Linked DNA regions of Homo sapiens: region 2 is linked to region 1. A link is a contact called in ENCODE Hi-C data. All regions are on one chromosome and are shown on one strand. Each heading gives the region's core, a stretch centred on a gene start or an enhancer-like site at or near the end of the contact. The rest is flanking DNA. Distances are from core to core; before and after follow the strand shown.

What was found. A loop is a pair of places that touch in the nucleus more often than their neighbours do. Pooled maps may share reads with other maps.
Region 2: a loop to region 1 is called in a pooled map, with 17 times the contacts of the local background. The contact joins the promoter of SLC2A9 here to the enhancer-like site in region 1. A Hi-C loop is called at or near these places in 6 of 37 single-sample maps with no recorded cell type and 11 of 50 pooled maps.

What each region holds. Positions count from the first base shown.
Region 1 is chr4:9,600,818-9,606,392 of GRCh38, reverse strand. No RefSeq gene overlaps it. Among named protein-coding and RNA genes, the nearest start is that of MIR548I2, 47 kb to the right of the region's middle. RefSeq lists an enhancer at 3,717-4,235. Within about 2 kb of position 2,277, at least 9 of the 41 ENCODE cell types and tissues checked have a DNase peak (open chromatin) inside an H3K27ac peak, as active enhancers do.
Region 2 is chr4:10,018,314-10,023,888 of GRCh38, reverse strand. SLC2A9 (solute carrier family 2 member 9) reads left to right here and starts at 2,392. Exons shown (of 12, transcript NM_020041.3): 1 at 2,392-2,609; 2 at 4,816-4,914. The coding sequence starts at 2,460. RefSeq lists an enhancer at 2,411-2,910 and a silencer at 4,924-5,083.

The sequences.
Region 1 (5,575 bases), core at 1,028-3,527:
GTTTTATGACTAAGAATGGTGGAGGAACAGTTAAATCAACTTTTTCAGGGTATTTCTGGAACATAGGATTACTTAGTTCAGTTAAAGGCCTGATTGGCTTGGGTGGACTTTATGAGACTAGGGTTTTTTGGACAGTGAACATAGACTTAACATTAAATCCTGGGATATAAAATCTTAATTTCGTGACATACCATGATACTATTGAGTTGAATTAAGGTCATGGACAGTTACAGTAAGAGGATTACAATTTTTTCTAGTACATAATTTAGGATGAGCAGCAGGACTTATGGAAACAGTTGAAGATCTGGTTGATCTTTTAGAGTAGCTGGCTAAAGTTACACATGTCTAACCAGGGCAGAAAAACTGATGAGCATCTTGACAGCTAGCGTCAGGGTGATTTCTAGGACAGAGGTAAAAGTCAATATTTTGGAGACTTTTTTCTACACTTTTGGAACTTCTACATTTAGTTTGGCTCTTGGAGTGTCTGAATCTTGCTGCAAGGCCGACACTTCCTGCTCCTGGGACTGGCAGATTGTGTTGCTTTTCGTGGGTATGGGCTGGCTTTGGGAACAGTACACATAAATCAGCTGCAAAGGAGACTTCCTTGGAGGTACTGGCCTTCTAAGTGGTGTTTGCAAATACACATCCTGTCATGAAAGAGGTGAGGAGAAAGGAGTAGGAAGGCACAGAGGACCTAACTGGCAAAAACAAATAAGTGAGGTAGATAAAAAGAATGAATCTAATGGCTTCACCTGACTTAGGCACAGTTTTAAGGGGCCTGACTTAGGCCTGGGGACTTATGTTTTTAGCTGGGCTCTGTTGGCCTTTTTGATGTGGGAGTGATTAAGCAGGAATGCCGTCTACTTTCAGAGCAGTTGGAGTCATGAAGTCTTTTCTAAGCAGGAGTGAGTCTTTCTTTTTGGAACTTTTAAACAAACACTAGGTCTCCTGGCTGGAACGAATGGTAGGACTTTGTCAGGTCAGGAATTGGATTGGGATGGGCTCCTCAAACAAGTGGCAGGATGATCTCTTGTACCTGTTGGAGAGACTATAGGTACTGTAATAAATTAATTTGTGATATTTCTGCTAATTTGGCATCTCTTAGCTTAGACAAGATAGGCAGCGCCTTCTTATACATGATTTCAAAGGGTGAGAACTTAGCCTGATAAGGGGTGCACTTTACTTTAAGTAGGGCTAAAGGAAGGAGACTTACTTAATTTACACTGGTTTTTAAGATCAATATTGTAAGAGTGTTTTTAATGTGTGGTTCATGCGTTCTACTTGCCTGGAGCTCTGAGGTTGATAGGCACAATGGAGTTTCTATTGAATGTTTAACGCCTTACTGACTGACTGAGCTATAGGTGAGGTGAAGGCTGCTCTATTATCAGACTTTATGGCAGCAGGCAGCCTATATTGAGGGATGATTTCATTGAGTAAAAACTTAACTACTGTGTTGGTGGTTTCGTTTTCGGTAGCAAATGCCTTAGTCGATCTGGAGAAGGTGTCTACTAGTACTAGAAGGTATTTGTCCTTAACCTGGTATGGTTTGACTTCTGTAAAGTCAATTTCTTACTTTTTTCTTGACGAGTTTTTTCAGAGACAGTGGCCTGGGCTGGGTTTAGGACTTTGTTTGGCTTTTACGTGGGCGCAGGTTGTGCACTTGAGAGCTGCTTAATCTGTTAGGCTTTGAAGACGGGGGATCTTAAAATGGCTCCGGAGGAGCTGAGGTAGCTTTGCTCTTTTTAAGTGGGTGGTAGACTGTAGGTGGCTGATTAAAGTTTCTTTAAGAGTTCAGGGTGTGAAGATTCTAGAGTCAGGAAGAATCTACTAACTTTCCTGATTTGTATTGGCTCTGAGATCTGAAGCCAGTTTTTTTGTTGTTGTTGAGTATACGGGATTGTCAGGCAGATCTGGCTGTGGAAAGGAGACTGTGGGCAGCAAGTTTAGAGGCGTGACTGAAAGTCTTGCTGCGACCTGAGCTGCTGAATCAGCTTTCTGGTTACTATGGGCTACGGCCGTGTTTTCTTTTTGATGTCCTTTGCAGTGGATCACAGCTAGCTGCTGAGGTGAGTAGCCTGCTTTCCTGGTAGATGGCTTTATGTACATGCACAGTAGCAAAGGCGTACTTGCTGTCAGTGTAAATGTTAATACGTTTACTCTTTATCGGAGAGCCTGAGTGAGGGCGATCAATTCAGCCTTTTGTGCTGAGGTGTTCGCTGGTAAAGCTTGAGCTTACAACACATCTGTCTCCATGGTAACAACTGCACTGGCTTTTCCTACTTCCTGCTTGAGGAAGCTGCTACTTCTGTGAACACGGCGGCATCTGCCTTTTCTAGGGGCACAGCTTGAAGATCAGATTGGCCAGTTTCGATAGTTTCTAACAGTTCTTGACAGTCATGAGCAGGAATAGTGCAGTCTGAGTCGGGAAGTAGTGTAGCTGGATTGAAACACTTTGTGGGAGAGAAAGTCAAACGAGGCTGATCTAACAGTAAACTTTGATACTGTAAGATGCGAGCATTTGACATCTATTTGCCAGAAGCACTTCGTAGTAAGGTCTTTATGGCTTGAAGAGCTGTAAGGGTTAAATTTTGGCTTACAGTTAACTTACCATCTTCTTGGACTAGGCTTGCTGTAGCCGCTATGGCTCGCAGACAACTTGGCCATCTAGAGGCCACAGGATCTAGCCTCTTAGATAAATAGGCCACTGGGCGTCTTTAGGGTCTTAGAGTCTGAGTAAACACGTCTTTAGCAACTCCTTGGCTTTTATGGAGATATTAGGGAGGGCTAAAGCAGGGGCTTCAGTTAATGCTAAATTAACGGGCTATTTCATTCTGTACTTCTTGGATAGCCGCCACTAAGATTTTTGTTTGTCTTTTGAATGCTTTATCAGCGGCCTTTTCAGCTGCCTGTGTTGCTTGTTTTTGTTTTTTTAACCTTGTGATTGTCAAAAGCTTTTTGGGCTATTTCTAAAAGCTGACAGATATTTATTCTAGCAAATCTTTCTAGTTTTTGGAGTTTCTTTTTAATATCCGGGGCTGCCTGAGCCACAAATGCTAAATTAAGAGCACGGCTATTTTCTAGAGCTGCCGGATCAAAAGGGGTGTAAATCCGATAAGCCTCCTGGAGGCGCTCTAAAAACGTTCTTGGTGACTTATCGGGCCTTTGGACAACTTCGGTCATCTTAGACAAGTTTATGGGTTTCTGAGCGGCTCTTTTAATACTCGCGAGGAGATACCGGTGAAAATCGTCTGAAGCTCTCTTTCTACTTGAGGAATTTGGGTACCAGTTGGGCCGGGTAGACGGAAAGACCTCCTCAAGGAGGTCTCTAGCTTCTTCTTCCAGTCTATTGGCTGATGTGAGGAAGTACTTTTTGGCTTCTTTTCGGATACGTTCTTTCTTTTCAGAGGTGAAAAGGGTTAAAAGGAGCTGTTGACAATCATCTTACGTGGGCGGGTGAGTCCGGAGTACGGACTCTATCAGAGAGGTCAAAGCCTGGGGCTTTTCAGAGAAGGGAGGATTATGGGTTTTCTAATTATATAAGACAGAAGAAGAAAAAGGGTCATAAACTAAGAAGGGGGCTGAGCGCTCGTCACCTGGAGGGACTTGTGACTCTCTCAGTGGTAGTAGAGGGGCTACTTCTTCCTGCCGCGGTCGCGATTGAGAGGCAATGGGTGGCGAGCCTACAGGGGACGTCCCCGAGGAGACATGGGATAACATTAAGGGAGCAGGATGGTTGTAAGGCAGTGGGACTGGGTGAGGGAGACTCTCCTCTTCTTCAGAGGGAGGCAGTACGGGGGAAGCCGAACCGGCTGAGGATCGAGGCAAAAACGCGGTCTGGCTCAGGCGGAACTTGGAGGTAGAATTATGAATGGCGCATGAGCGGAGCCATGGAGGGGGCTCCTGACCAAACTTAGCTATTGATCAATGTAGGGAAACTGATCAGGGTAGCTAGGATTTTTAGTAACAACCTGCCACACAGCTTGTGAGGTTCAATGACCCTTCAGGGGGCCACTTGACTTTACACTTTGGCCATTTTATTTTGCAGAGTGTCTGGAGCTTGCCTTTTTTAAGGCGGTCTTTATAATCCTCTGAGAAACTGAAAGGAAAATTCTGCAGCACACATTGGAGAGGGCTTTAAATTTTACAAGGCTGGGAGGAAGTGTTTATTTTTTTTTGAAGGCAATTTAATAAGATTTGAGCATAGATATTAAACTTAGCATGGACAGAGAAACTTATTTCTTGGCGGAATGGAGTATTGAAAGAACAGAATCAACATCACTAGAAAGAGCAGAAAAACTACAACAGCTAATACTACTTGCTACACTACTGTAGCTTTAATATTGAGGGAGGAGGACTAGAGACAGCCTGAGATCTTCTAGGTCAGTTTGATCTAGGCGTTCTTCTTCTTCTTCTTCTAGATCTGTACCTTAAATACTTTTGGTGTCTTTATGACTTAAAGGCAAATAGCTTAAACGTAGCTTTTTCTTTTAAGGGTTTAAGGAGTGAGAGCAGAGCCAAGTCCTGGAGATGCTGAACTTCTTGTCGCACTGGAAAATGAGATGAGTGGGGTAGGGGGCAGGGATGAGGCAGAAAAGGACTACTCAGATCATTTTCAAGATGGGAGAGTAGCCACAGAGGAACAGAGTAAGAATCTAAGCGAAGTAAAGCAGTACGGGCTTACGTTTCTTTACACAGTGTTCTATTTAAGGGCACAGGAAAAGTTACAGAATGACAAAAGAGGTGAGCAAGGAAATCTGCAGGGTGGCTGTTTTGAACTTACTACTGGTTTACTTTAGAGGAGGTCTAATCACTTGGACGTGGGGTACGACAATCTAAATACTTACAACTTTCATGGTGCTAGAAATCTTAATCAGGAAAATGTTTTTCACACTTGTTCTTGTAACAACACTTGACTTCCTTCTGGCAGAAAAGACAGGACTGTGGTGGTCAGCCTAAATGATTGATGAGAAATTTAACATCCTGTGACAAAAAATCAGCACTAAGGACTTTGAAGAAGTTTTTACTTAGACGTCTTGGGCAATATCACCGTCTTGACATGAAAACTTTCACAACTACTAACAAGACAATAGACACTGAACAGAACAAGCAACATAATCAATTGACTTTAGGGCATGTAAACAGTTATGACAGTTTGTCCCTTTTTTTTTTTTTTTTTTTTTTAGACAGACAAGGGGAGGGGGTCCTGTGATGGTATCAGTCAGATGCCTGTCTGGCCACTCCCGCTGAGGGGACTTGGGCTCCTCTTAGCATTGGCAGGCCGGTATAAACTTCCACCTCGGATCGAGCTGTGCCTGATGCTGCCTTAAGCCTTATGAGGTCGCCACGGAACCGCAGGTGAGGGCCCACTTGAACTCCGTAGCTTTCACCGTGTAGCTACAAACTGGAGGACAAGCGCAAGCCCTTGTCCTCCCTCATTCATTCATTATTCACACAGAGTTTATAACAGTTTTTTTTTTTCTTTCTTGGAGATTCTTCAAGAAACTTGAACAAGAGAAAGACTAGAGATAGGAAAAGAGAGAGAGAGAGTGACTGGCCTGCCAGAAACCAGGACTCA
Region 2 (5,575 bases), core at 1,143-3,642, 420 kb before region 1:
GCAGGGCCGATGGCCCTGTGGAATGGGGAACCAGCCCTCGCTTTGGAGGCAGGCTCCTCCATGCTCCCCCTGAACTTCAGTTGCCCCGAAATGTAGGTCTGATAGTTCCTCTGAGGACTAAACGATATCATGAAGGTGAACACACTTGGGAAAGCCCTGTGCACATGTAACATGAGCTGTGCACATGTAGTAGGAGCTGAAGGTGAGGCAAGTGCTGTGGCTACCAGGAACCCTGGTTAGCTACCATCTGGATCCGGGAGGGACCCATCTCCGCTCTTTTACTTTCTGTCCAGCTGTAGCTGCACATTCATGTCCACTGCCTAATTTCTGGTTCCTTTTGAGTTTTCAAACCCAACAGAGGACTACGAAGCAATTTTTAACGGGATGAGGGGACACCTGATCCAATTTGAGCTTTAGCAAAATCTGGTGAGGTCCCCACTGTTACAGATGAGGAAACAGGGAGGGTATAGAGAGGGGAGTCACAGCAATGGGATGAGGAGGGGTAAATGAGATGATGAAAATGCAGTCCCTATCAGGACAGCATAGGGGCAGAGGGGCCCTCCATGCACAGGGATGCAGCTGTCCCTGCCCCTCCTCTGCCCATCTCCTGTACTTCAGGCCCCAACCATGCTTCACTGACAATTTCACTTCCTCCCACACACTGCAGGCATCTGTGCCTGCAGGCCTTGGCTCCTTGTCCTCTCACCCCGTATCCTTCTCTGTCCGCTCAGAAGCCGCCTCTTCCAGCGGGGTCTCCAAGATCCAGCTGAGATTGATGTGGTGCCTCCTCCACACTGTCCTGGGGAATCCTCCGCCTTTTTAGGTCATGTTATAATTAAGGATTTGCACATCAGAATGCTGCTCTAGGCCCACCACTCAATGAGGAAACCAGGCTGCATAGCTGAAATCCAGTTCAAGAAACAGCCACTTCTCCCGGGGCATGCCTGACTGATTAACACACAGAAGGACGATTGCACTGAATGACTGGCGTGCTCAATACATCCCCAACCTAACTCCTGAGGGTGGTTTTCCTCTTTGGAAGTCTTGATTCCCCACTTGCTTTGAGCAGCCACATTCCCACCACCGTGCATGTCAGGGCCGGACGTTTCCACGTGCGTTTCACATTCCAGGTTCCTGGAATGTCTGCCGTACTCCACACCTTTTATTTTATTGTGTGCTTTTTACTAAACGTACTTTGCTAACTTTTCGATCTCTCTTTTGTGGACTGAGCCCTACCTTGCCTCCTGGACGTTCTGCATTCACCAAGCCTGTCCCTGGCTCTGGCCCAGACTCTGCACTGCTCTCTGCTTCTGGGAGCAAACTGTTCTAGCCAAAATTGAAGGTGCTTCTCTGGCGTCTGAGGCAACATGGCCATGTGATGAACTGATTCCCACAACCTCCTGGTGTGCATGAGGCCCTTGCCTTCTCAGTACTGTCCTTGAGCCAGCCTGGGGCTGGAATACAGGACATGTCCCCTCAGCCAGTGCTGAATGAGCAGGACAGAGTAACGACTAAGAGGCAAATTCTTTTTCTTCCAAACCCACAGCCCTCGCCTTTGTTCTAGGCTACAGGAGAGCCCACACTCATTTACAGCACGCCACTTGGGGCTGGCTGTTTTCTATTTGAGCTTCAGAATAAGTCTGCAGGACAGTCAGAGTGGGGTCAATATTCCATTTTGCAGTGGTAGAAGTTGCAGCTCAGAGAATAAAGTGACTTGCCTGAGGACACACAGTTAAAAAGTGGAGGAGTTGGCCAGACATGGTGGCTTACGCCTCTAATTCCAGCACTTTGGGAGGCTGAGGTGGGCAGATCACCTGAGGTAAGGAGGTCAAGACCAGCCTGGCCAACATGGTGAAACACAGTCTCTACTAAAAATACAAAAATCAGCCAGGCGTGGTGGCACACGCCTATAGTTCCAGCTACTTGGGAGGCTGAGGCAGGAGAATTGCTTGAACCCAGGTGCGGAGGTTGCAGTGAGCAGAGATTGCATCAGTGCACTCCAGCCCGGGCAACAGAGCAAGATTCGGTCAAAAAAAAAAAAAAAAAGTGGAAGAGTCAGGGGCAGAGCTGTATGCAGGCTTCTGAGTCAAAGTCAGCCACCTCTCCATTCTGTTCCAAGCATTAGGGAGGTATCCTAGGTTAATGGCAGTCACCCTGCTCCAGGCTTTGTTACCAGAGAAAAATAAAAAGATGCTAAGAAAAAAAAAAAAAATTCCACCCCCTGGGTGGCAATCCTGGAGAGGACAGATTTCCCTTTTTGGACTGTTTCATTGCTGTAATAACTTAGGAGCAGAGAAAAAAATGTTGCCCCGTTGCCTGTTCAGGCATGATCAAATTGCCACACTTCCTGTCAGGAACTCCCGCCCTCCTTCCAGTGGACTCTGCCTCCTCACTCACGGAAATGCCTTGGCAGAGTCTGGGGTCCCTGGACTGAGCCATCAGCTGGGTCACTGAGACCCATGGCAAGGAAACAAAATAGGAATTCCAAGGAACTGGGCCTAGTTCCCCTCACAGATGACACCAGCCACGCCGGGCCTCCAGGGCCAGGGAGGGCACTGCTGGAGTGTGACCACCTGAGGAGTGGGGTGCCAGGTGGAAGGAGAAGAAAGGTAACTACGGACAGCTTTTCTGCATGGCTGGCGGGCTGTGGGGAAGGCAGGCCTGGGTGGCAGCCGTGTGACAGTGCTCAGCCCCAGCCTGGCAGCGTGTAGCTGGGGGATCTGGGGCTTTGAGGCAGGGAGGCCTCAGTTTGAGTTGCACTTCTCCATCTGTGTGACTTTGGCATGCTCTCTCCAAGCCCCAGCTGACTGGGCCAACAGCGTCTCTGGTAGACTGGGTGTGTACATGGAATGAGGCTATGGTGGCAGGCTGCCCTGCCCCGCACTTGCATGGTGGTGTCCCTCTTCTCACCCTCCCCAGGGCATGGCACGGGCAGCAGCACCGTCGGTCAGTGGGCACCCTCTGCCCGTGCAGTGAGTGGGGAGCGGGTGGAGGGCACAGGCGGGCCACACAGGCAGGGGGCTCCGGGGAGCACAGCTGAGGCAGGAGAAGATGGCCCCCACCTGCCCTTCACCAGCCTCTGGCAGGGGCACTTCACACCAGGTGCTCCCAATCTGATGGGGTGCAGACCAGGGAGGAGTTTGTGTCCTCTAAGGTCATCGGGGCTGGGAGCAAAGAAGGCACAGAGCACAGAAACGATGCCCAGCACAGCCCAGGGGCTCAGAAGAAGTGGTATCTGTGCCGAGACTCAGAGGATAGGTTTAAAGAGAAAGAGTGATAGAGAACAGGCGTTTCATCTGAAATGTGATTCTGTTCCATCAGGGATCCCCATTCAGCTCAAGCTCCTCTCACTGCAGAAAAATATTCTGGTACTACATTTCAATTGGCAGCACCCATCCCCAAGGCTTATAAATGTTCCCTCTTGCCCCCGCATGTGATCAGCAGCCTCTACGGAGCACCTCCTCTGCAGCAGGCTCCTCAACAACATATGTGGCCAGTGCTGCTATTAAGATCCCATTTCACAGGTGGGCAAGCTGAGCCCCAGAAAAGTCAAGTCACTTGCTCAGACTCCTACAGCTGAGGGGACTGGCCCTGGAGGTAAAGCTGATATCACTTGGCTCAAAGCCCCAAAGCTCTATCTCGTGGCTGGTGGCACTAGAGGAGACAAACGAGACTGGCAGAGCAGGTAAGTGGCCATCAAGAGACCCGCATTCCCTTCCAGACGGGATTTGACTGATATGGGTCCCTGAACCATGGATCCATATGTCTTCTTCACTGTTGCACCCCCACAGCTTTGTCAGGGCCTGGCGCCTACAACACACACACACACACACACACACACACACACACTCACAAATATGTCAAATGATGGCAAAGAAGGTGCCTTCCGGAGCACCTGGCCCCTGTCCACTTGGCCTGTATTCCCTGACCAGCTGAGGACAGCCATCCCTCCTGCCCTGGCTCATGCCAGCTTGTCAGCCTTTGCCAGGGATCCAGGTGTTTCTGCCCTATGGCCCTGTACTGGTGGTGGCTGTCCTTAGATGGGGCTGCAGGGCAGGACAACACCAAGGCAGGCGCCCTGTTCTCTGTGCCAAACCTTGCATCTCTACGTCTGCAGGTCCTTGTCCTGAGGCTTGGACCAGCCCCTGTAGTTTGACGCCTCAGACTGGAACAGTATGTGCATGTAAGCGTGTGTGCACATCTGTCTGGCTGTCGGCAGTCTCAGGCCCTTGGACAACGGCACTCAGGTGACGGGTCAGCAGGGGACAGTGCAGTGGTGACTAGAGGGGCACTGCAGCCAGGCCACCTGGACTTCAGTCCCCATCCTAGACAGCACCAGCCACGCTCCCTGCCCCTCTTTCCTCACCTGTAATACAGGACATAACAGCACTGATCTAAGGACTCAGAGACAATGCGCAGAAAAGTGCTTAGAATCACGCCTGGCTGATAGCGCTTGGAGTCTGGCTTTGCTTTTTTCTGTCTGGGTCGGACACTCGCCAACTTCGCTGAAAGGATCGTGTGGAGCTGCCCAGAGCAGCTGCTGAAAACTGCGTTTCAGGAATCCTCACGCAACCCGGAAGGAACGCAAGGGCGTGGCCGCTAAACCTGAGGGCGCCCGGCCTGCGCACGCGGACCTGGACTGGAACCCTACTTGCAGGTCCCCAACTTGCGTCTCTTCTCTCTGTCTCTACCCCAGCCAAGGACAAAGACTTCTCCTCCGGAAGGCCTCCCCCAGCTGAGGGAACGTTCCAGGTCTTCCCTCGGCCCTGGCTGCGCGCCCGGTGCCGGCTCTGACGTGGTTTCCTCTCCCCTCAGGACTGGTCCTGCTCGCTCCTCGTGGCCTCCCTCGCGGGCGCCTTCGGCTCCTCCTTCCTCTACGGCTACAACCTGTCGGTGGTGAATGCCCCCACCCCGGTGAGTGCGCGCCAAGGCCCGGCAGAGGGCGCTGCGGCCCTGCGGAAACCTTCGGGTGCGCAAGGGCCCTGGGCTCCAGCGCCCCCTCCTGTTGCGCTCGCGGCGCGGGACACCGCGGGGACAGAGATTAGCCCCCACTCGGGGGAGAGGGGAGGCACAGAGACAGACAATGATGACACGGGGACAGGGGCGGGGGATGACAGTTCTTGCGGCTGGAGGGCGGGTGTCCTGGGAGAACGTTGGGAGACTAGATGAGAGGGGGCTTCGGAAGTCCCGGGGTGGGGTGGGGGGCGATCCTCTGGCCCCTAATGCCGGGGAAAGAACCAGGAGGGGCCTTATGCATGGAAACTTGGACATTTTCTTGATTTGTTTTGTTGTTGTTGTTATCTATCTATCTATCTATCTATCTATCTATCTATCTATCTATCATCTTTGAGATGGAGTCTCACTCTGTCACCAGGCTGGAGTGCAGTGGTGCGATCTCGGCTCACTGCAACCGCCGCCTCCCACGTTCAAGTGATTCTTCTGCCTCAGCCTCCCGAGTAACTGGGGCTACAGGCATGCACCACCACACCCGACTAATTTTTGTATTTGTAGAGGTGGTGTTCCGCCATATTGGCTAGGCTGGTCTGGAACTCCCAGCCTCAAGCGATCCGCCCAC